Regions from separate parts of the Mus musculus genome. Here all the other regions are linked to region 1. A link is a loop called in an ENCODE intact Hi-C map of the cell type or tissue named here. Cell type or tissue: heart. All regions are shown on one strand.

Evidence for each region. A loop is a pair of places that touch in the nucleus more often than their neighbours do. Peaks named below come from ENCODE experiments on the same cell type or tissue, not always from the same donor. Only the 100,000 strongest peaks of a DNase experiment are listed, where the experiment ranks them.
Region 2: a loop joins it to region 1, with 2.4 times the contacts of the local background. A loop is called at or near these places in 3 of 42 quality-filtered maps.
Region 3: it touches region 1 in a loop (8-fold over the local background); 9 of 42 quality-filtered maps call a loop at or near these places.

The regions. Positions count from the first base shown.
Region 1 is chr8:109,181,534-109,189,533 of GRCm38, forward strand. All of the region lies in intron 5 of D030068K23Rik (RIKEN cDNA D030068K23 gene), which reads left to right. The region is part of intron 1 of 4922502B01Rik (RIKEN cDNA 4922502B01 gene); the gene reads right to left. Among named protein-coding and RNA genes, the nearest start is that of 4922502B01Rik, 64 kb to the right of the region's middle. In heart, a CTCF peak has its summit at 4,548 (motif pointing left); no DNase peak of the experiment used is centred here; H3K4me3 peaks cover 665 bases; H3K27ac peaks cover 689 bases; H3K27me3 peaks cover 272 bases.
Region 2 is chr8:108,690,030-108,698,029 of GRCm38, forward strand. It overlaps Gm42043 (a long non-coding RNA gene), which reads right to left and starts at 3,581. Exons shown (of 3, transcript XR_879166.2): 1 at 3,264-3,581. It also overlaps a transcript of Zfhx3 not described here. In heart, no CTCF peak of the experiment used is centred here; DNase peaks (open chromatin) are centred at 1,382, 2,062, 4,032, 6,212 and 4 weaker places; H3K4me3 peaks cover 3,958 bases; H3K27ac peaks cover 2,510 bases; H3K27me3 peaks cover 3,000 bases.
Region 3 is chr8:107,878,317-107,886,316 of GRCm38, forward strand. No RefSeq gene overlaps it. Among named protein-coding and RNA genes, the nearest start is that of Gm39242, 48 kb to the left of the region's middle. In heart, a CTCF peak has its summit at 3,718 (motif pointing right); no DNase peak of the experiment used is centred here; H3K27ac peaks cover 152 bases.

The DNA.
Region 1 (8,000 bases):
ACATTTATTCACAGGTGTTTTCTTTTTTTAATTGATGCTATCACAAATGCTATCACTTAATTTGTTTTTAAATTTTATTGATATATTGGTAGGGTATAGAGAACTGGGTAACTTTAGATGTTGGTATCTTAGTCTGATATCTTGATGAACTCATTTAACATATTTAAGTTTTTAAAATCTACTCCTCAAGACCTAAATGTCGTTGCCAGATGGTTTCAATAAAACCAATTTTGTGTGGATTGCATTAATTTTCTGACAGTTGGTTTGTTGATTGTTTTGAATACCTTTGTTAGTATCCCATTCATGGGATCTTTGGAATGCGGTTCGTTCCTTGCTATGATAGTCTTTCAGTGGCCTGTGTCTGGCTTCCTTCAGTAAAACTGCAGGTCTTGGGCTAGCATTTGGGTGTTCAGCACAGAGTAATATGAAGGCGTTGGTACAATCAACCTTGGCCATATCCTTTAACTAAGGAGCCTACCCCAGGTCCCAACATCAAACTACAGTGCTCCCCACCACGTCTCCATGTCTGTGAAATCCATTTAATCTTTCTCACTACACCAGAACCTAACTACTGGTTTCCTCTAGAGTTCAGCCTGTAGCAGCTCAGACCTGCACGGTGTTGTGTGTTTCTGTTTCTGAAGCATGTATGCCTGTAATGTCAGTCAGATAAAAGCAGCTCAGCGAAGGACGAAGGACGAGTTTGTTTTGGCTCACGGTTTCAGAGTACAGGATGTGATGGTGCACACGGAATGGCAGCAGGAGTGTGAGGCAGCTGGTCACACTGCATCCATAGCCCGAAAGCAGGAAGCCGGAAGCCGAGAGAACTGGAGAATGGTGCTCTGTTCACATTTCCCTTTGTATGCAGTCTAGGATGTGAGCCCCTGGGATAGTACTGTCTGCATCCGGAGGTGATTCTCAGTTAGAGCTCCACGGGACCCCTCTTACTGACACACTAAGTGTGTCTCCTAGATGATTCTAAATCTATAGAGTACAGTAACCATTACCAGTGGCCGTCTGATTTGATTTTCTTACCCAATTCAAGAAACTAGTATAATTTTAACAGTATTTAAAGTAGTGAATAATAAGAAATTATAGAAGAGACTAAATGGTCTTGCTATCACTTCAGAGCTCCAGCTATTGCTTATTGTAGTGTAAGTTTTCAGAATATATTTCAAGAACATTCCCTAATGTGGTAGAATTCTCCCTGGTAAATTCTATGGTTTATTGACATTTATTTACCATGTTTTCATTTCATTACTTTAATTCTATAAGGTTATTTTCACAGGCTTATATTTAAAATTATACAGCTTGGAGAACTTTTTATTGAATTATTTTTTAACTTAAAATATAATTACATCATTCCCCTTGTCTTTCCTTGCTCCAACCATTCCCTTATACCCCTCTTGTTCTCTCTCAAATACATGCTCTCTATGTGTGTTTATGTGTATATATACATATACATCATATACATACACATACATATACATATATATGCCTATACATCCCTAAATATACAAATACAACCTGCTCAGTCCCCATAGTGTTACTTGTACGTACATGATTTCAGAGATGGCCACACAGTGTTGGATCACTGATCTGTGGTTTCTCCAGTTCTCATCATCCCTTAGTTAACTGCAGTCCTTTGACTAGACTGAGGCCTAATGAGATTTCTCCTTCTCTTGGTCGTGTCTATCGACGTTGTCCTTGTTCAGAGTTTGTTTAGGTATCCGTGCTGATGAGATTTCCTGGGTTTATCTTCTCTGGTATTCCTAATAGTAAAATCTCACAGCAAACTTATGGTAATCTGGCTCATGACTACCTTTTCTCTCATCTTTCCTGGTTCATCTTGATCAGGAGCCATCTTTCCTCTCATCTTTGCTGGTGTAGATGGATGGGTTGGGACTGGGCAGCCCGTGCTCACTTGCTCTCTGCATTTTATGTAGTTGTGACTTTCTGCAGTCATGTCTGACTGTTGCAAGGAAATGCTTCTTTGATGAGAGATGAGACTAAGATATGCATAAAAGGATAGAGATTTAGGATGTAGTTATTGATTATGCTGATTTATATCCTCTGAGTTATATCCTTGGCCATATATTTATATGGCTTATATATGTGGCTATATTTAAGTGGTGGGTTTTAGGTTCTCCTCGCAGATTAGTGACTTTATCAGCCTTGGGGAGCTGGCTAGGTCTCCAGTACCAGGCGTGGGTTTCTTCATGTTGAGAGGATCTTAAGTCCAATTTGACAGCTGTTGGTTATCACCAAGTTGTGTGTGCCCCTATTGCAAATTGTGCCATGGCGGTCATTGTTTTAGTTTGGAGCCATAGAGCAGGGTAGGGCTATCAGTTGCTTGGAAGCCTGTGTGGAGCCTTCTGATACCACGAGAACTAGTTCTCAGGGACTTTAAAAAAGTAAAATATGCCGGGCGTGATGGCACACGCCTTTAATCCCAGCACTCGGGAGGCAGAGACAGGCAGATTTCTGAGTTCGAGGCCAGCCTGGTCTACAAAGTGAATTCCAGGACAGCCAAAGCTATACAGAGAAACCCTGTCTCAAAAAACCAAATAAATAAATAAATACATAAAAAAGTAAAATATACTATTATAATTGTATGTTCTAAAGGGAAATCTATTTTATGATTCAAAGAATAGAACACAAGCCTCATTCCAGGAAAATAAGTGTTGACATTACATTAATTGATGGTTTGGCATCCTCTAACACTTTGGAAGTAGGATTTTCATAATAGACATCTGAAAACAACAATTCTTATTCAGTAAGAATTTCCTTTTTGGAGATTGGTAGACCCAAAAGAAAGAGAAAAAGTAGAAGTCTTTAACCCATTCGAGAAACTTGAACTCAAGGATGCTGGGTAAGGATGGCTGGGGAGGAGTACCAAGCAGATTTGAATCTGTAAGAAATCAAGGATGAAGGTAGCAGAGAACAGGAATGAGGTGTGCCGTGCAGCACTCAAGTAGGTGACCGACCGTAAGAACCTGGGTGCTCATCTGGGAGGACGGACTGCCGAAGCCGGATTCCGGCGGGCATTTTAGGGCCGTGTTAAGGTGAGAAGAAGAAAGTAGTTCTTCGTGCCCTGCAACTATCTAATAATACGCTGCCATAGCTGTCTTCTAATTGTAGGAGGTGCTTTATTGGAAATCTCAAGTTTGAACTCCTCAGACTCTGTCCGTCTCCTATCCCTCTAGGGCCAGCTCAGCCCTTCATCCTGTCAGAGCGCATAAAACAGAACAGCTTACAATTTGCTATGAAGGGGTCTTCGGGATGAAGCATCTTAATGTCTGGAAAGATTAGACGGGATCTTCATGCTTAAAGACTCCCATGAAACATTTCAAATCACACGGATGTGTCTCGGTGCCCTTTGCCAAAATTAATAGATTTAGGCTGTGGAGTTAGAAGAAGGCTAAGTATCCATACCCACCTATCATCCAATAACATTTACTATTTTTAAATCTTCTTATAGCTCCTGTACTCTTAAACTGAGAATATATTAAGTCAGAAAGGCTACCTATTTTAGACTCCTGTAAGTTAACACATAGGGGCAATTTCGATGTATAGTGACATTCTAGAAATAAATATCACACACAATGACCTAGAGACTACACCATGTTGATCGCATGCGGCTGTTTTTACTTGCTTGCTTGTTTGTAATTTTGACTATTTATCAGTCTGAGGTTGACCCGCCTTTCTGGTTTCAAATAGCTATTCCAAGAGCCCTGATAAAGAATGGCACAGAGGGACCATGGCGTAATAAACCACCAAGTGAGCTACTTTGAATTCCTCTCATGTTCTGAGAACGAGAATGTCTTAAGCTTTGATAGAACAGGGCAATTTTATATTTTCCGTCTGACTACTTTAAAAGGTTCATTGTCTTTTAATTAAACTACGGTGGGGGGGGGGCTGCTGGGGGAGAGAGCAGAGATTAAAAGCTGTCGTGCTGTAAACGGGGTGGCTTTTAGCAACTAGTAGATGAGTGAAGCCACCACCTCAAGCAAGATGAACTACAGCAACAAGTTCTGTGCCTCGAAGCTTCTCCTTGTCTGACTGTAGCAGTAATTTGGAGTTAATTTGTGTGGCTTCCGCAGTAAAAAAAAAAAAAAAAGACTGTGTTCTATGTCGTCTGACTCTTCCTAGCATGGCTTCGCAGCTGTTAGGTCCCCTTTGTATGGTCCAGCACCGAACCACCACCACAGGTGAAAGCCAGGTGAGCAGGTTAGATGGGCATCTTGGACCAGGCTTAGTGTTCACCACGTGTTGTTTACTCTCCACAAAATGCCTGCGTGGATCAGCCTCTGCCTCCATTCTCCCACTTCCTGCCTTCACCAACAAACGGAGGGCCACTCTCCTCTGGGCAAGTCACACTGTTAGGTTGGGCGAATGTCTGGGTTTCTCTGGGAGTTTTATTGCCTGGCACATTGTCTTGTTTTCCTTTGTCTGCGTGAACACTTTTTTTCCCCTTCTTTGTGTCTGTTTTTCTCCCTTTGCCTCCTACTCCCCACTTGTCCCCAAATCCTTGAAGCCAATGAGGCTGTGGTGACACCTTCTGGGCAGTGCTGGGAGTGAATTACAGCCAGGAGTGAGCTTCCTGGTGGTGGTAGCTCACCCACATACAGTGAATAATAGGATGTATGGTTTGCTTCATCAAAGAAACTGATACAACATCCTACTTGTTCTTGGGATTTCTAGCACTGCTAAGTACCAAATGCCGTAAGTTTCTTGCAAACAAGCACAGATTTGCAGTTAGTGAAATAAAAAAAAATAAATAAATTGACAACCAAGGCCCTACCTGCTTACTTTCCTAGTGGTGGTTCTGAGTCAGGCTTGAAAATGAATGTCAACAAAATAAAGGAAAGCAATTACGTGGGACTAGAATATCAACACCAGACGCTGCTGCACGTGTTTTTGCAAGGATGTGTGTGTGCATGTATGTGGTGAGACACGGCAGTATCCCGTTACATGCCAGTGCCTTCTAGCAGTAAGGACGTGTCCCATGAACAGTCCTGGTGAAGGCAGTGACATCCATCTCAGCTGCCCACTGCCTGGCCGTGTAGGATACAGGTCGCCTGGTGCTGTTTCTGTGCACCCATGTCTCTCAGCAGGTTTCACAGACAGGCTATGGATCTACTCTGTACAGCCTCAACTGGAGTCTTTTTTTTTTTTTTTTCTGAACAGACTCCATCATTCCCACCTCTCCTTCCATGCTGATTTAATTGTTATATTTAACATTTTTAAATGGTTTCTTTTTTTTTTTTTTCATACTGTATGGAAATGATACAAGCTTACAGGTACCAATTTCTCTCTCTCTCTCTCTCTCTCTCTCTCTCTCTCTCTCTCTCTCTCTTCCTTTCCTCCCCCTCCCTTCCTCCTCTCTTTCTTTCCTTTTCCCCTTTTCTTATTTTTTTTTCTATCACTACTGACTTACACTTGGACCCTGAAGAGACTCAAAGGTACAGCTTCTAGGAAAAAAAAAAATCACATGGCAGCTCTAGCAAAGTTGATGTTACTATCTCATCAGGAGAATATTAAAAGAGCCTATGGAGTCTGTTGAATAATCTCTGCCCTCCTCATAACTCTCTGTCATCATCACTGACTGAATAGCAAATACAGAGGTAACAGACAACAAAGGTACACCGGGCAGCCATTGCAGCTGTGAAGCTGCCCGTCTTTGCAGTAACTGCACACCTTAGGACGCCGTCACTAGGACACTGAGCCCAGGACACTAAGCCTGGCTGTTGTGGGTGACTGGAGCAGTTGCATCTGCAACCTTTAAAGGACCACCACATGCCTCATCTTCACTTTCTACGCCGTTCTTCAGTGAAATATTGCTTATTGGGTGTATAATATAAGCATTTATGTGTGGTACAGAACCCGATATTTTTTACAAGTCCTAAATAATCAAATCAAAGCCTAGCCACATTACTTTCCAATTCTGATTTGCAAACAGTGGTAGTCCGCTTGAGGGCGGGGGGAGGACAATAATGAAAATGGGGGTGAGGCTTTCCTGAAATTAAAAGAAAGCTGGAAATACCGAGGGTGTGAATAAGTAACAAAGTGTCGTGTGGTAACTGTCGCGTGGTAACTGCGGGGATGATGGTTTTATTTGAAGTGGGGGGCGGGGGGAGGGAGAACCAGAAGGAGGCAAAAACACAATTTGGTCTAAAATTGAATTTCTCTGATAAGGCATTTCAGAAGCGGCTTGTCTTATTCACTCAGCAGCAAAATAATCATATGCGCTTTAATAATCTTTATTTTACAGGAGTGTGTTGCCAGGGTAACAGAGTGTAAGCAGGGGAACAGCACCTTCCAGATCACAAAGGCAAATCTGTGGAAAGAAATTTCTCTCCGTTCCTCTCTCCCTTACCACTGTAATAAAGACTCTGTTTTTTTTCTGCACTATTTAATAATTGCCCATAAACATCCTCTTCTCCTTTCCCATTTCCATATCTGCTAAAACATGGACAATGGCTTAAGTCTGGAACTGCCAAGCTCAGTGGGCTAAGCAAAAAGACAGATGTGGTATCTTTAGCATTTTTATATAATTATTTTTTATTACTATTTTACCCCGTCTCCATTCCTTCCCTCTGACTGTATTCTTATTTCCTTCTCTCTTTAACCAGCCCGATGGTAGTATACCAAGGAAAGGGGGCTCGAGGTGGGAGTCTATATTCGGCTACATTAATCAAAATTTATTAGCCAAGCTTGCCTGCATGGAGATTTGAAGGAAGCAAGGAGTGCAGCTGAAGAGGATAAATTGAATTATTGCAAATGGAGTGACAAGCATTCAGACCTAAAGCTACAGAAACAATCATTTCTTTATACTCATGAACATAGAGGGTGGGTAAGGGGGAGAAGGAGATAAGTAGATTGGGGTGGGGGGGGGGGAGACAGAGAGACAGAAAGAGAAAGAAACAAAGAGACAGAGAGAGAATCCGAGACAGAGTGCGTCATCAGGGTCATTCAGTTTTTCATGGGCCCTGCTTCTGGGAGATCAGCAGATTTGAAATGAACAAAGTGAGAGATCCCAATGCCTTGGCAGCAGAAGAGATGCTCAAAACTGGCAATGAGAATGTACCAACTGGTCATTTGATAAGGTTCAATTCATGACAGACTGTGTATTTTCAGTAATTACCCCTAATTGTTTTAGCCAGGGCTCTAGCCTTTGAGGGTAAATTTCGTGGGGTCAGGGCACGTCTCGAGATTAGATAGAAAAATACTCCAAAGAGTCTGTGTTCACATGACTGTTGAAGGTGTGACTGTAGTGAAGAATTTTCAGGTTAAGGACATGTAGGTTGCTTAACACCACTGGTAACAGGATTCAACCTGTTTGTGGTAGCAGAGGCCTTAAGACAAAGGACTTCGAGGTGAGAGATGAAGACACACTCTGGTGCGTGGGAAACCAAACCAAAACAAACCATAAAGGACCGAGAGAGTGGACCATAAGCAAAGGGCCGTTTTTTAGGGAGTTTTCGCCTTGCAAATTCTCCTTGTCATCCCTGTAAAGGGAAGAAACGGGTGCATTTCAAGGCCATCACTTGAATGACCCAGATAGGACCTACTCTCCGAATGCCTGAGCTATCCAAAGAGCATACACCTAGCTAGCTGGCCAGCCGCTTTGAAGGTGAAATGCCAGTGAGCAGGAGATTTCCTTCTTAGTGTTGGTTGGAACAAGTGTTGCACTGTGTACATCTTGAGTCAGAGATGGGCCGTGTGAATAAGAAATGAGATACAAAGTTGTCTTAGCTCCCATGGACTTCCTGGAGTGTTCTAGTGATAGTAACATCAAGTGAGCAGCCAGCCACGCTCTCCAGTACTACAACAGAGAGAAACAGTACCTCCACTTAATGAAAGGTCTGAAACCCAGATTCGGGAACACGCTACAAAAGCCAGCCCACTGCAAGAAGGACCTGGGACAGCAAAGTCCCTTGTAACTTTAGAACTCATTGGTTTTTGTACTATTCTAGACTAAGTATATCAGTATCTCCATA
Region 2 (8,000 bases), 490 kb before region 1:
AGTGAAAGCCGGGCTAGGCCTGGCTGTATGAATGAGTCCATCCCCTACATTATGAGCTAAATTTGAAAAGGGGGACGGGAGGCTGGGGACCAGGGCTTACGAGAGGAAGTGAACTCCAGCAGTGATCCCTAGACCATTCCAAAGTTGAGAGGTGCCATAGTAAGAAAAAACAACATCTAATACCATCCCTTTCCTCCTCCTGTTCTGCATCCTCCCTCTCATCCCTCTCATCCTCTCATCCTCTGTACCACTGTGGGTAGCTATGACTGTATTCTACCTTTTTGAAAAGATAGATGAGAATTGGATATGGTGGGGTTCACTTTCACAAACACCTCAAAACCCACCTCTGAGGGTCCAGAGTAGGAAATCGAAAGACCACAGATAACACCGAGAAGACCCTCTAACCCCATTTTTATTTGGGACCAGAACCCCTGAATTCATTCAGTCAACAGGGGCTGGTTGTCTATTAGACAAAGACAAGTATGTAGCCTATAACATTTGGAAGTTTAAAGTTAGACGTCATAGCAAATATGTAAAGCCCACAGAAAGTTCTAGATCCCTGGCATGTTCAAGGAAGACTTAGGTCCTGATGAGTCTGTAGGAGGTATATCTATGACTGCCAATCCCTTCCACCAGCTTGAGCAAACAGGTTTCTGAGAAGGCAACCTTACAAGGTCCCAACTCTCCCTGGCTGGCTACACAGTACTGGCAGTTAGTTATCTTTGCAGGAATCAGAGACACAGCCAAACATGGACGACCACTATACCACAGTTCAAGGTCTCATCTGCGATCATCCTTCAGGAATGTTCTATGTGAGACTTTCCACAGAATGAAGCAGCAGTAAACACACCCGTCCTCCATTACTAGGCTCTCCCAGCAGAGTCCCACCTTTGCAAGTGTTACGAATGAGAAGTTCACACCTAACTAATGATTTCTTAATAGTCTCTCTCTGGTGTGACCTTTCCATCTCTCTCTCTCTCTCTCTCTCTCTCTCTCTCTCTCTCTCTCTCCCCCTCCCCCTCTCCCCCTCCCCCTCCCACCCCCACAGTACAAGGTAGACAAGCCCAGATAACCATCTGGGGTAGGGGAGGGGGGAGGAGCCAAGCCTGCCTCCCTCTTTGGCCAGGGAGTTTTCCTTTACTGCCCTGGCTGGGCCTGGATACCTTGCTGTCTGCTTTCAAAGCTATTTCCAGGGACACCCTCTGTCCACCTTTTTGGTGAGAATAAATAAACAGACGGAGGCTCCCACGTCTTTATTAAACATTTCCTCCACGCTGCATGCTTTGGCGCTGCGCCCATGTGCACCAAGAAGCGTCTCCAGAACAGCTGGACCCCACAGCCGTGCCACACAGTCCTACTTATAAATAGCCCTTTGAACAGGCAGGAGGCACCTGCATTGGCTACTGCAAGCCGCTGTGCCGTCGTCCGGGTTTTCCAGCTTGTGAAGTTCCTGGCTGGAAGAAGCCGCCTCTTCACACCCTCACTGATCAAGGACTAGCAAAAAAAAAAAAAAAAAAAAAAAAAATCCAGGGTCCATTTGCCTTGCTCCGTTGGCATGCACAGACTGGATGTAGGGGAAGGAAGGACACCCGTGGCCAGCAGCTATGATAAAAATATAGGACTGTAGCCAGGAAAAGCCTGATCATAAATAAATAAAAAGGCCACGTCTGACCAAACCCCCGACCCCTAAATCTTGAAGGCCACTGGACCAGGAAATTGAATGGCTGGACGGTGTAGCTTTGCTCCCCGACTCTGGCCCCGCATCCTGCCCTGGCCTGAAAGGTTCTCTGGGCTGTCTAAAAGGTTTGTTGTCCCCCTCCACCACCACCATCCTTTTAATTTAGAAATTGCAAAGATATAGCTAAAGAGGAAGTGCATTTTAAAAACGCACTGAACACTCAATGGCCACAGATCTGAGTGATATTGAAAGAGGAAGGGCTGGATGGAGAAGGAAAAGGAAAAAAAGCCAGCGTGTGTGTGTGTGTGTGTGTGTGTGTGTGTGTGTGTGTGTGTGTGCAGGATATTCTCCGAGACAGCCTCTGAAAAGGGAAAACAAAGGCGAGCGCGTGGCGTGAGAAAGGCAGAAATAAGTGGGAGAGATATATGAGTGTTGGGGGAGGGGCGCTCAGGCCATGGATGGGAGGAGGGATACGGGAATGCTGGCTGAGAGGCGAGCCGCACACGTGTGAGGGAGGGAGGGAGAGAGAGGGAGGGAGGGAGGGAGGGGGAGAGAGAGAGAGAGAGAGAGAGAGAGAGAGAGAGAGAGAGAGAGAGAGAGAGGAAGAGAGGAAGAGGAAGAAGAGGAGAGGAGAGGAGAGAGAGGGAGAGAGCGAGAGACAATGATGTCAGCATTTCCTTCTGGGCTGGTCACGTGGTCCTTGCCAGGTAAACAGACTGGAAATAGACTCCATAAAGGCAGCCTGCTGGGGGAGGCAGTGGCGATGGCTTCACCCTTTCGGCTCTGCTTTATCCTCAATGAGCAGGTTTTCCCTCTCTGAGCCTAGGTAGATTGTGTTCTTAGAGCCCAAGGAACAGGCTCCAAGATTGAACGGGATTTGCTTCTTTGTAATTAGCCCAAGGAGTTTAGAGTCAGTTTGATTTTGAGGGACGGGGTTGGGGTGGGGGGGTGGGGGGAGAAATGAACTGCAAGCTAAGCTTGTCTTAGTGCTTAGACAGGTCAGAGGGGTCTAGGTTAGGGCTGGATTGGAAAGGGCAATTCGGAATGAAACTCAGATGTTGTCATTACAAACTGGAGGATTCAAAATGTTCAAGAATCTAATACAGCTCAGTGTGTGACTTCAGTGTCACAGTGAGGGACGGAAGCCACACAGACAGTCAAAAGGCAGTTGCTACTGGGCTCAGTGGCACCCACTGTAATCCCAGCACACATGGGGCTGAGACAGGGAGACTGGGAATTCAAGGACAACTTAGGTTGCTTAATGGGCTTTCTTGAGACAAAACACGGCTTTGCAAGCACAGCTCTTTAAGAAATATAAATGGGTTCCCCCAGCAAGGCATGGTAAGAATTTAGGGCATGTTCAAATTCAAAGGACACATCTGAAAACTTGATCTGACAGGAGTGGTGGAGTGGGCCTTTAATCCCATCACTCTGGATGCGGAAGCAGGTGGATCTCTGTGAGTTCCAGGCCAGCCTGGGAGAGGCCAAGGCTATGTAGAGAGACCTTGTCTCAAAAAAAAAAAAAAAAAAAAAAAAAAAAACAAATAAAGAAGAAAAAAAGTTGTTTTATCCAGACAGCTCTCACCTTGGCTGTGATGTGTGGGCTCACATTCCTGGAAGTAAGGCCTCTCTCTGTATGTCTGGTGAAATTCTCTTTTAGGCCATTCCAGTGCGTATTAATTTTGGATCAGAACAGTACATCTTGTTTTCTCTCCTTGTGGGAATTTGGCCAAGGCCCATGAGAAATAGGCCCATCAGCTGTGTCTGTCTTCTGGGCTGGAGAGGGTTCCTGAGTGTAACCTGGATGGTGCCAGACAAACAGGGAGGCCTCAGTAGTCCTAAAAGAGCAGCAGGGTGTATCTACCAAGTAGATACAAGAAGAGACTGCTCCCCCACCGGAGACACAAGACCTCTTCCCTTGCCTTTTCTCTCCCCATTTGATTTCTCCAACCATCTCTGGCGCATTTGGAGCAGGACGCACTGTACTTCAAGATGAATTGGGGCATCCAGTGTGTCTGTTGTTAGACTTAGGAGGTGACCAGAAAGTGGGCTTTAGTTGCATCAGGGGAATGGGGGTGGGGGTGGGGCAAGATGTTTGTAGATGCCATTTCTCTACCCTCACCCCGTTAGCTCCTCTCACGAGTGAGGAGTGATGAACTAACACGCACGCATGTACTTTTAGCCCCTTGGGGGTTAAAAGATAGATATTTGATCCCTTCCTCTGGTAACAACATATGTCACTCTGACACAACTCCTAGGCCTGAGTTATTTTTGCAGCATTATGTAATTGGATTGCCTAGTCAGAAGTGCTTCCTTAACAAGCCTTTCAGCAGCCCTCCATGTGGGCCAGGCCAGCCAGTCCTGCCCAGTGGCATACACCCACACTTGGGAAACCTTCAGTCAGAGCCAACCAGCTAATCACAGTGAAGGGAGGCCAGTGTGTGGTGGTCTAACGCTGGAGAACCTTGCAGAAGGGCGGCTAAGACCTAGTTGGAATCTATGAGGCAGGAGCTGGCAGCTTGCACAACACACATACACATACACACACACACACATACACACACACACACCCTTTTCTCCCCTAGGGTCTGCAAAGCCCACACTCTCATGCGCCCAAGAAGCCTGCCTGTCATTTGAGTGTTCCTGTCACCTAATTCTCAGCTTACTGGATTTTCTAATATTTTTTTCATGAGTGGTTGGTTGGTCATCTGATTGTCCTTTCCTGTTCGTCTTGATGACGTGTAGAAGTAAGGGTCTTGTCCCAGCTTCAAGTAGACTAAGACAATTTGCAAAGGCAAAACAAGAAGGCCCTGTAGAAGCTTTTGCTCCTGAGGTGGGAGCAGCTCAGGCTAGCCCGTCTGGGGCATTGCATCAGGGTTGTACCCTTGCAGACATCCTGGCTGAGTTGCCATTGCTGCATTTCCTTATGGCTTCTGTCACAGAGAGCATCTTCCTTGCCGGCCTGTGACTGTCTCCTATCCTCGAATGTCAGCCCTGGAACCATGGGAAACTAATGCTTGTTTTGTCTTTCTGCCTTAAATGGCACTGCTAGCTTTCCTCTTCCACCGACGACGGGCACCTTGCTTGTCTTGCTTTGACAAGAGGCAGCTGGTGTAAAGCCCCACAGAAGTGGGTTTCCAGTACAAGCTGAGCAACTTTAAAGCTGTGTGGCCTTTGAGTAACAGCCTCTCTGAGTGCAATCATCCTCTTGAATAGAAAATGGAACTCAGAGCATTTTCCAATTGCAAATGAATACAATTACAGGTACAGGGGATGGAAGGGAACTTCACATAGTAGGTACTCAGCAAACGCAGCAGACTGGAGGAATAGAGAAAATAGACACTTGCTTGGCTCCTAAGGTTAAACTTCCAAATTTCAGCATCATTGGGTTGGAAGGGAGGAAGAGATGCCCCTGGTCCTAGGATCTCTGGGATAGATTCTCCATGGCTATTTAATAAGTTTCCCCCACCTAAAAACTGCCCCACCTGGCACTCCCTTGCAGGCCCTGTCTTCCTGTAGACCCCTGTTTCTTTCACCTGTGCTAGGGTTCACCGCCTGCCCGGAAACAGAAAAGAAAAGGGCTAGGCACGGTCTCACCCAAAGGTGAGTCCTGCTGTGAATCTCGGGCCTCCTGGTAGGAGCCCAAAGGGCAGGGGACAGATACCAAGAACAAAATGAGGTAGGCGCAGACAGCTACCGGCAAATAACTGCGGAGGCCGGGAAAAGAGGTTCCCTGGAGCTGGGGGGCAGGGAAGAGCCGGCACCTCGGTTCTGGTCGCTGAAGTAAACAAACACCCGGAGCCTATCGCATTGACCGCACCTGGAGGGGCCACGGATGGTGTGGTCCACGGCCTGTGGCAGCGTGCGCCGCTATCCTAGTTGGCAGGAAGCCCTTCCCTGAAGACTGTAAGTCTAACCTTTAGCATTCAAGTGTCGGGGGCTAAAGTGTCTTTATGAGCGGTTCTTCCTGCAGCAGCGTTCCCAGACTTCGGGAGGAGGGTCGGCGCAAATCCACCGCTTTCTTTTCTTTCTCATTTCCCCCCTCCCAGACAAAACGCGCGAGGGAGGGAGATGCACGCAAGACACTGGCACCCCTGAAGTTGGCCTTCAGCTAAACCAAACACCCACTCCCACCTCCTTTGGTTAGGAGGGTCTGCGGTGCGCCCCAGTAGGTCCTCCATTCTCCGCTCGGCCCTGAGGTCGCGAAGGCTACAGAACCCGGCTTCTTCCCAAACACCTAGGCTGGGAGGGGAAGCCTGGGACTTGGGACTCTCCAGTGTTCTTCTGCAGCTGGCGTTCAGGGACCTCTTCCTGGGCAGCCCCACCTCTGTTCCCAGAGGGGCGGGGGTGGGACGTTGGTGGCCTAGCAGTGTCTGGGAAGCTCGACAGGCTGCAAAGGCGGAGGAAAAAAAAAAAAAAATCTACAGAACAGGCAGCCCCAGCTAGGGAATCGCAGCCATGGGGAGGAAGGGCTGGGCCTGAACGTTGTCCGGGCCAGGGGGTGTGCCTGCGGCCGCGCCCTCTGCTTTCCAGCTGGGCAGCTGGGGCCCGGGCTGGGCGTAATGGTTTTTTTAGGTTCCCGCAGAAGAACGGTGACAGGCTGGCTCCGCCGGGGCTAGCCTATTTCCCCTCCCAGCCGAGGGGCCCCAGGAACGTGCCAGGCGCGCACCTGCAAGAGGCACTTGGGTTTCTTGGCTGCGGCTATTCACTGGCCTAAGCGGTTCAATTGGTGTCTTCAGGAGCCAGAGCCTCCTGGCTTCCTCTCGGCATCCCAAGCCAGAGGGAAGAAAAGGGCCCCGAAATATCAGGCGTGCTAGATACTAGGGATGCGCGCACTAGCTCGGAGAACCGGAATCTGCATCTTGGGGAAATGTCGGGATTCTTGGAGGTTATGGTTTGGGAGAGCAGAATGGAGGGATTTAGGGAGGTGACTGGTCTTTACAAAGTCCAGCCCCCAGGTGGGGGGAATAGTAAGGCAGATACAAAAATCGGTGCGTCCTATTCTGGCCACGAGAAACTGACGTCGAATGTCACTACTACCCACTGAGCTCTACAATCTAACTGGCAAGCGGCTGTGGTTTTAAGGGCGCGCCCGAAGCACACAGGGGGTCAGTTCCCTGCCCTATGCCGAGCCTGAAGGCCGCCCAAAGGAGAATGTGGCTAGCTGGAGTCAAATCCCTGGTGCTCTAAGCCTGTTGCGCCCTGGACCTCTCCAGGGACCTCGCGGGGTGCCTTGCCTCTGCCCATTTTCCCCATCCAAAGGCGGGCCCCAGATTTCGTGCCTTACGCACGCTCCAAGATCAGATTCACCTTTCTCTCTAGTCTTAAGAAGGAGAAACAAACGAATCGGATTTATTTTTCTTTAGAAAGCATATCTGTTCAATGTCCTTTGTTGCTTAAATTGTCCTTAGAAAAATTTTTTCCAACTTCATTTGAGAAAACAAAAAGTTGATGTGTTCCCCAAACCTTGTTTTACTTTAATCCACCCCCTTAGACGTGTAGTCGGTTACCTCGGAGGTTTTCTGAGGCGAAAAACAGTGAAATGGAATGGCAGGGAGGACGAAGACTGGAAATCTCTCATTTTAAATCCCATTACTGGCTTTGAGAAGTACAAAAAAAAAAAAAAAAAATCAGGAAGAGCTAGTTCGTCCCCCACTGATTTCCTTCACTTCAAAGATTTCCCTCGCCCCTTAAATCAGAAATATTATGGCACTAGGTATTTCTCAAGGAAAAATGCATACTTTTTTCTGAACATATATATGATATAGGTTCCTTTTTTACATTTCTCAGCAAAAGAAAAAAGTGTGTGTGTGTGCGAGGCATTCAATTCCCTCATCATTAAACAAACCATGCCTGCAAGAAATGCAAGCATGGGGGGGATTGCTCAGCCACCTACCCCTCCATTAGCACATGCCTGCCTGTCAACAATGCACGTGCCACTGTGGGCATTCTCTCCCCAGGCCAGCCCTGGTGGAGCACGCTCACAGCTCTGCTCCTTAGACTCCCACACCACCACACCCCCGCCCGCTCTTCTCAGGGCTTCCTTTTCTTTAGGCTGTAGCCGGCAGGCATCATTCCCCAAGTTATGTGCTCCTGAGACTCCCTAAAGCGCACGTTGTCCAACCAAGGGTGTCTGTCCTGTAGTTGTTCACTTTGTTGAGTTGTGATGAGGTTAGTTCTGTCTCCTCCTCGCGCCCGCCTTCGGCTTTTGATGCGGTGCAGACTTCTGGTACCGGGTCACCAACAGGGAAGCCAGTGTGTGGTGGTGGTGCATAACCCAGCGAGAGCCACAGACTCTTGCTGTTCCTGCACCCCCAGATTG
Region 3 (8,000 bases), 1.3 Mb before region 1:
GGAGAAGGAGAAGGAGAAGGAGAAGGAGAAGGAGAAGGAGAAGGAGAAGGAGAAGGAGAAGAGACTAATACCGTCCACTTAAAATAAAACAAACTATTTTATGATTGTGACTGCGTGTGCATGTGCTGCAGGCTGCTTGTGGAGGTCAGAGGACAGCTTTTGGGAGCTAGTTCTCTCTTCCCTCCATGGATACTGGGGGTCAAACTCAGGTCCTTAGGCTCGTGTGCAGGAACCTGCTGAAGCTGTCTTGCTGGTTCCACAGTGAGAGGCAGGTTCTCCCCACTGAGCAGAGAGCCCACCATGTAGACTGGCCTGCATGGCCAGAGAGTTCCTGGGATTGCCACTCCTCGATGCTATGCTGAGGTTTCAGAGTCGTGGAGTTGTGCCAGGCTTTTAAGTGTGTTTATTTTCATCTTATGGGTGTTGGTGTTTTGCCTGCGTGTATGTCCGTGTGAGGGTGTCACATCTTGGAGTTACAGATGCTTGCTTGTGTGCTGCCATGTGGCTGCTGGGAATTGAACCTAGGTCCTCTGGATGAACAACCAGTGCTCTTAACTGCTGAGCTGTCTCTCCAGATGTGTCAGGCTTTTACCTGGCCACCACGTGGGGTCCTGGGGCTCAGATTCAGGTCTTCGGGTCTGCTGTCCAGTGCTTTCACCTCCGGAGCCATCCCGCCAGCTCTCAACACAATAAAATCTTGACAGAGGGCTTCAAAACAGAAGATGGCTAAACCATGGAGTCCTCCGTGGGTAGAAAAATGGGGAAAATAATTCTTTTGGTATCTCCAAAACATCTCTAATTGTACAGGAGGGAAACAGCTTCACGCTCACGATATGGAGAAAAGAGAGAAGTAAGTTTTGTTTTTAAGGTCAAAGCATTTTAATTTTGAATCCTATTTTGTTTGTGTGTGTGGTGTGTGTATGTGTTTCCATGAGTGGGCCCTGTTTCAAAATGTATCAGAAAGAAATATATTTTTTCCATTGCTTTGCTTGTGTTCCATGCGTGGGCTGGCTACTTTTTTGTCCTTGTGAACACTGCAATGGGTGTGCGCTTGCTGGCCTGAGTTGACACTAGATGTCCCCTCACTCCCTTTCCATTTTGTTTTGCTGAGGTGGGGTCCACCCCGCCAGTTCTGGCTCACCCAGCTATCTCGCTTGCCCAGGAATCCTTTGTCTCTGCCTTCTGAGTCTTGGGTCAGGATGCAGTCACTCCTGTGTACAGTTCTCATAGCTTCTGGCGATCTGGACTCTGTCTTGCGTACAAACACTTTATTCACTGAACTGGCCCCCAGCCTCTTTTCTTTCTTTTTCTTCCTCTCTTTCTCTCTTCTCTCTCTCTCCTTCCCTCCCTCCCTCCCTCCCTCCCTCTTTCTTTCTTTCTTTCTTTCTTTCTTTCTTTCTTTCTTTCTTTCTTTCTTTCTTTCTTTCTTTCTTTGCTATTTGCTGCTTGGTGCCAGGGCAACATTTGATTTTTTTACAACCACATGAGATCCCTTTCTTAATAAATGAGGCAAATAGGAGCAGGTTAAGCAGCTTTCCCAATTTTAGTAAGCAGTACAGGTGGGATTTGAACCTAGAAAATTCAACATGGGGCCATAGTCGATGAAACCCACCCAGCTGGGCATCTTCATGGATCTAGGACTCTCTCTCTCTCCCTCTCTCTCTCTCCCCCCCTCTCTCCCCCCTCACCCCATCCACAGTCGTGAGTATCCTAGGTAGCCTGGAACTCATTATGTAGCCAGAGTTTACCTTGAACTCCAGGTCCTTCTGACTCCATCTCCTTGGTGCTGGGATCACAGAGCTGGCTGCCACACCTGCTTTTAGGCAACGCTGCTGATCCCACCCAGGGCTTCCCACAGGATAAGGAGGGGCTCTGCCATCTGACCTGCAGTCCAGGCTCTAGGTAGTTACCTCTTGCCTTCGCTCATTTACTGCCTGTTTGTGTCTTTGAGGAGCTCAAACCAATGTTGGGAATGGGTTCAGAGATGTGGGCAATGCTGTCATGGCAGAAACTGCTTCCCAGTTCCTTTGCCGCTGCCGCCACCACCAACATCGTCCTCCTCCTCCTCCTTCTTTTTACTAACCTTCTTTCTTTCCAAAACAACCCATACAAAGGTTCGACTGCTCAACTGTGAATCAAGAAGGATGTGTCTGTGTCAAGACACAACAAAGAGGAGGTGCCCAGGTTTGGGCTTCTGATGGCTTCAGAGTTAGGGACAGTGGCATATTTCAGGAAAGAGCCTGGAAGCAACTCTCTGGTCAGGGTCACCAGTCAGGCTCACTGGTATCCAAAGAGTCCTCACTTCCACCTGCTCAGGAAGCTTTTCTTTCTTCCTTCCTTCCTTCCTTCCTTCCTTCCTTCCTTCCTTCCTTCCTTCCTCCCTCCCTCCCTCCCTCCCTCCCTCCCTCCCTCCCTCCCTCTCTCTCTTTCTCTCTTTCTTTCTTTCTTTCTTTCTTTCTTTCTTTCTTTCTTTCTTTCTTTCTTTCTTTTTTTCTTCCTTCCTTCCTTCCTTCCTTCCTTCCTTCCTTCCTTCCTTCCTCCCTCCCTCCCTCCCTCCCTCCCTCCCTCCCTCCCTCTCTCTCTCTCTTTCTTTCTTTCTTTCTTTCTTTCTTTCTTTCTCAGAGAAAGCAAAGACTCAGACCTCCACAATTGGCTGATATGATATCACTAGTTCTCAGGTGTTAAAACACAACTCCTAATTTGCATTGGGCAAACCCTCTGGATTTTAAAACTAGTTTAGTCTTGATTTCCTGGCTTGCGTTGTTTCCTTTCAACACACACCTGCTAAATAAGATGTCTTCGTTAACACGAATTAAGAATGCTTTGTTCCTTTACAGCTTTGTGAATGAAGTTTTAGAAATGTGTTAGCATTTTTTTTCTAAAATAAGCTCCTTAAAAATATACAAATTCTTAGACATGAAACTAAAGAAAAATCTCTAGGCTTATGTGTGAAAAATATTTCTCTGTCTCTGTCTCTGTCTCTGTCTTTGTCTCTCTCTCTCTCTCTCTCTCTCTCTCTCTGTGTGTGTGTGTGTGTGTGTGTGTGTGTGTGTGTGTGAGAGAGAGAGAGAGAGAGAGAGAGAGAGAGAGAGAGAGAGAGAGAGAGATATGGGCTTTAATCATCACTGTACTTAGAAACATTAAAAGACCAAAGGAAACTTGTTTTTCATTGTAAGGAAAGGAACCGGAAACACTAGCAACATGTAAATATTGTTTCCTGGTAAGTTATAATCACATTACTCTTGGGTTACATGTTAGACCATGCTGATACCAAAAGACCACTTCCCAGTGGTGTCATTGCTTTGGGAGGCAGAGATAGGCGAGATCTAGCCCATGCAGTGACTAGGGTAGAACTGGCTTCTTTTACAAACAGGCATTTGGTTTTGTTGTTTGTTTGCTTCCGGACCCTCTCGTGTTCTAGTTGAACTCTTAGGCAAGATTCCTTAGACACAGACACTTCATGAATATCAGGCCCATGTTTCTCTGCCTACTGTTAATCTTACAGGAAGAGCCAAGGTAGAGTTGAGGTTTGTGGAAAAAAGTACCAGCCTCATCATCATATGGAAACAATAAGAATCAAGTTGCCACACTTCGTAAATCAGGCTCATTTTATCTTATGTTCTTTTGTTCGTTTTTGATTTTACACTTTTACGATGAACACACTTGGTTTGTTGAATGTACGCTGGAGACAGGAGCCTCCGTGGTTCCAGAATGTCCACTAGTGGGCGCTGCAGTGCTACCAACATTGTATGTATGAGTCTATATTTTTAATCCGAGCACAGTATTAAAGAAAAAAAAAAATCACAGAGTAAATGGTGAGTTTTCATCCCTTCATAGCAGCTTTCCTGTCAAGAAAGACACCAAAAATATAGCTGGAAGATGCTATCTGCTGAAATTATTTACTAAAATTTTAGAACAGAATGGCAGGGTGGGGATCTGTCCCGTTTCTGCCAACATTCATTTATATTTGCAAATTGTCACGTTTATTCTTGTTTGATAGGCATGGACTCTGAGTTCACATTATGCAGAAAAAAAAGGTACTTAATGGCCTAGTCCAAAATTAACACTACTCATTAGGCGAACACCCTGCCTTTTTTTTCTATCAAAGAAAGGCCGTTCATGTGTTCGGTCTATATGATTTTGAGTAGGAAGCAGTACGCGTTTGGGGCTAAGATGTCTGTTTGATATTTAGAGGCGAATTTGATGCTTTAATAAGGGAATCCTCTGTCTCCCTCATCCATCATCCCGCATCTTCATCCATCCAAACACCACTGTAAAGTTGTCAGAGCCTTTTCCATATTCAGTACTTGTATAAATAATGGCTGCTGTGATTTGAGGAAAAAAAAAGGCGGTGTGCATTTCCCAGTGATGTTATATATCTGATCACAGCCCTGGCGACACCTCAGAGGTTTTGTTTAAGCTTGCTGCAGCCTCGTGCATATCATTTAAGTCCTAGAGTCAAAGACCATTTTGTATGTTGACCATTATTGTGGTTAGTACTTGCTGAAATCAGTTTTGTAATGGTGGTGGTGATGGTGTGTGTGTGTGTGTGTGTATGTGTGCACGCTCTAGCGCATGCATGTGTGTGTGTATATATGTTTATGTGTGCATGTGTATGTATGCATATATGTGTGTATGTGTATATGTGTGTGCGCATGTGTGTGTGCACATGTGCATACCTGTGTGTTGTACAGCACGGATAGAACACAGCCTTTGCCTGATCATTTCATTTTTTTTTTTTATCATTGCCCATCACTTTTTCTCCTCTACTCTGCTGTCTTAGGGATTATGCAGGTTCAGTGCAATATTCTGAAATTAATCAAAGCAAGCAAAACCCCATGCCTTATTATCCATGGTGGGGGAGAGAGAGAGGCTTCCAGGACCCACAGAGCTTTGTGATGCCGGCCAGTTGTATAACTAGAATTTTATACATTATCTTATATATATATATAAAGAGGCTCTGGTTTTCACACAATGAAACCCTTTCATGTTAAGTTGTCCAGGCAGTGGATGGCTGCGTGTGTCAGTGACAAAGGCTTGCGATTTAACTGATGCATTGTACCCTGTTCCTTATTTAAATGAGGAACTCATGAGGGTGTGTGTGTGTGACAATATCCAATATCCATTTTTTTCTTTTCTTTCTTTCTTCTTTTTATTTTTAAGCTTAGCAGACCAACTCTAAGTCCCTAATGCAGTAATGCTGTATGGGTCATGGCAGCTTTGAAAAAAAAATGAGGCAAGAGCAAACTTCCAGCATGCTTATCCAGTCTGGACCTTGCGTTCTGTCTCATCTTTTGATAATCAGGCTCTCCAAATTATTTGTTTCCACTAAATTAGTGGCCATTGTACAGATTGCAGACACTTAGTCTGATTGAAAGTGATCAAAGGAGATTATGCACTGGGCTGGCTGAGCGAAGGTTCTGATTTGACCCACTGCCTGGAGAGAAAGTATCTAATCTTATAAACCCCATTCACTCCTGATGTGCTTTGTGACACTGCCCGGAACACATTAGACCCCTTTGTCTTAGTTCAGAGGAAGATGAAGGTGGGTTGGGTTGAGCCGGCACATGAGACAAATGGATGGAGACCCTGGGTGGTATTCTTTTCGTGGTGTCTTGAACTCTGTGTGTGTCAGGGTAGAGGGGGCTCTGCCTCCCTTCCCGATGGTAAATTCCCACCATCTTGGAGGAAGACACTGCTTCATTATTTATCAAGTGTGTTCTCGGTGTCAGAGGCTGTTACAGATCTTATGTTTCAAATCTAACCGTATTTATGTGTGTTTATGTAGCTTGTCCTACGAAACAGAAACATAGCCGGCCGTGTTTGCGGGTATGGAAGTGAGGAGAAGGAGGTGGGGTGGGGTGATGGGGAGATGACTGGCACTGCCCACTAGAACATCTGCCGTATGTAGCATGTCCTCCTGCCTCATCTGGAAAAGTGATTTAGATGGTCTCTCTCTCTCTCTCTCTCTCTCTGTCTGTCTGTCTGTCTGTCTCTCTGTCTCTCTGTCTCTCTGTCTCTCTGTCTCTCTGTCTCTCCCTCTCTCTCCCTCTCTCTCTGAATGCTGATTTCTGTTTTGTTTTTACAGAGAAAGAACCCCAGAGATGGAAAGAAAACAAAGAATTGTTATCTGGGAGCTGTTGGTAGGAGGTGAAGTGCATTCAGTCATGGAGGAAACCAGTGTGGAGGGTCCTTGAAAAATTGAAAATGGAACTGCTACTGCTTGACCAGACATGGTTGATGGCTTACATCCAGAGGAAGTGAAATGGGTACATCCAAGTGTCATCTGCTATTCCACGCTCATTCAACCTTGTCCCCAAGAGCTGAGGCCCAGAATCCACCTGCCTGTCTATCACGGATGCTGCGGTGATATACAGTGGAATATTATATACCCCTAAAAAAGAAGGAAGTCGTGTAATCTGGGACATAATAGTTGAATCTGGAGCATATTCAGCCATGGGAAATCAGTCAGGCACAGAAAACTAAATAACATGTGATCTTATTCCTATGTAAAATCTAGAAGGAGGGGGAGAGGAGAAGAAAGGAAGGAAGAAAGAAATTCTTAAAATAGGACAGTGTTTGCAGGGTATTGGGGAGATATTGGCCAAAGCAAGATTTCAATTAGATAGAAAAATGAGTTCAGATCTACTGTTCAAGAAGGGAATCATAGTTCATAATAAAAGTGATATATTTTGAAACCTGCTAAGAGAGATTTTTATGTGTTCTCACCCTAAAACTAACTATATGAGACAATGCGTGTTAATGAGCTCAATTAGGCTACTCTACAACGAATACAACGTTCAAAACAGCACTAAATAGAACCCGTTTTTATTCATCAATTAAACAAATGTTCTGGAAATAGCTCCTTCCCTTTGGAGTTGCGGGTTGATCCTGCGTGAGGGTGTTTGGCTCTGTGCTTCAGTTGGCTGGAGTCCATCGCTGTAATCTGTCCCCTCAAAGTTGTCACCTTTTAAAGTTTGAAATCAGATTGGCTAGGATGAGGTAGGGACGACGACGGAAGAAGATCAAAGGATTACACCAGGTGGAGTCAGGCTGAGAGGGGTCACAGAGGGTTAGGAACTTGTGTGGTAAGCATGCTCTCTCTCGGGCTTGAGCCAAGCTACCTGGCAGGAGATGGCCATGTGACCAGGGTGCTGCATTCACATGCGTATACATCAGGCTCCACGGGTCTTTCCCAATCCTCTTTCATGTTAGGGTTTCCTGGCCCTCATCACTCACCAGTGGAAGAAAGTGGCCCACTAGTGGTTCTCAAGTGAGTGGGACCAACCTTACATTTTAACATTGTCATTGGGATAATTGGCAGAGGGCTCCCATGCTCCCCTCTTACGCATAGTTTAGATGTCAGAGAACAGCCATCGGGACTCAGTCTGGCTTTGTTTCCTTTAATCTCTGACAGGACTGTCTAGCGTTGATTCAAACCAGGAGGGGCTCCGCGCTGTGGGTGAGGGAACTCACTCAGACCCTTTCATGGCCCTGGGTAGGTAGAGGTGCCAAGTGAACGTTCTATCTAGTTCCTCAAGTATCTGGTGAGGGTCTTGCTTGATGGTCTCCAGAACATTCTGTTGCATGAATCCCTCATCTGTCTCTTTCGTTCTGGTCCCCTTAGAGGGCAGGGATGACACAAGGTCAAAAGGAAGGAGAGAGCAAAACCCCCTGGAGTCAGACTGTGGCCCTTCTCTGGTTCCCTCTCTTTGCCTTTTGTCTTACAGAGGGAACTACTGGTCTGCAAGTTGCTGTGCAGATGGCTGGGCACGGGGCTGGCCCTCCAGCTGGGCTGACTTAACCCCAGAGTGTTTGTGTTTGCTTTTGACAGCCAAGACAGAGAGGAGGGGAAGCTGGTTCCAGCAGGATGAGTCTCCCCTCCTTTCCTCCAACAGCAGCTGGTGGAATGTCTAGGCTGTTCTCCTGCCACGCACTGAGTGAAGTTTGGATGGGGGACAGATGTATTCTCTAGCAAGGAATCCCAGCTCTTCTTCTGG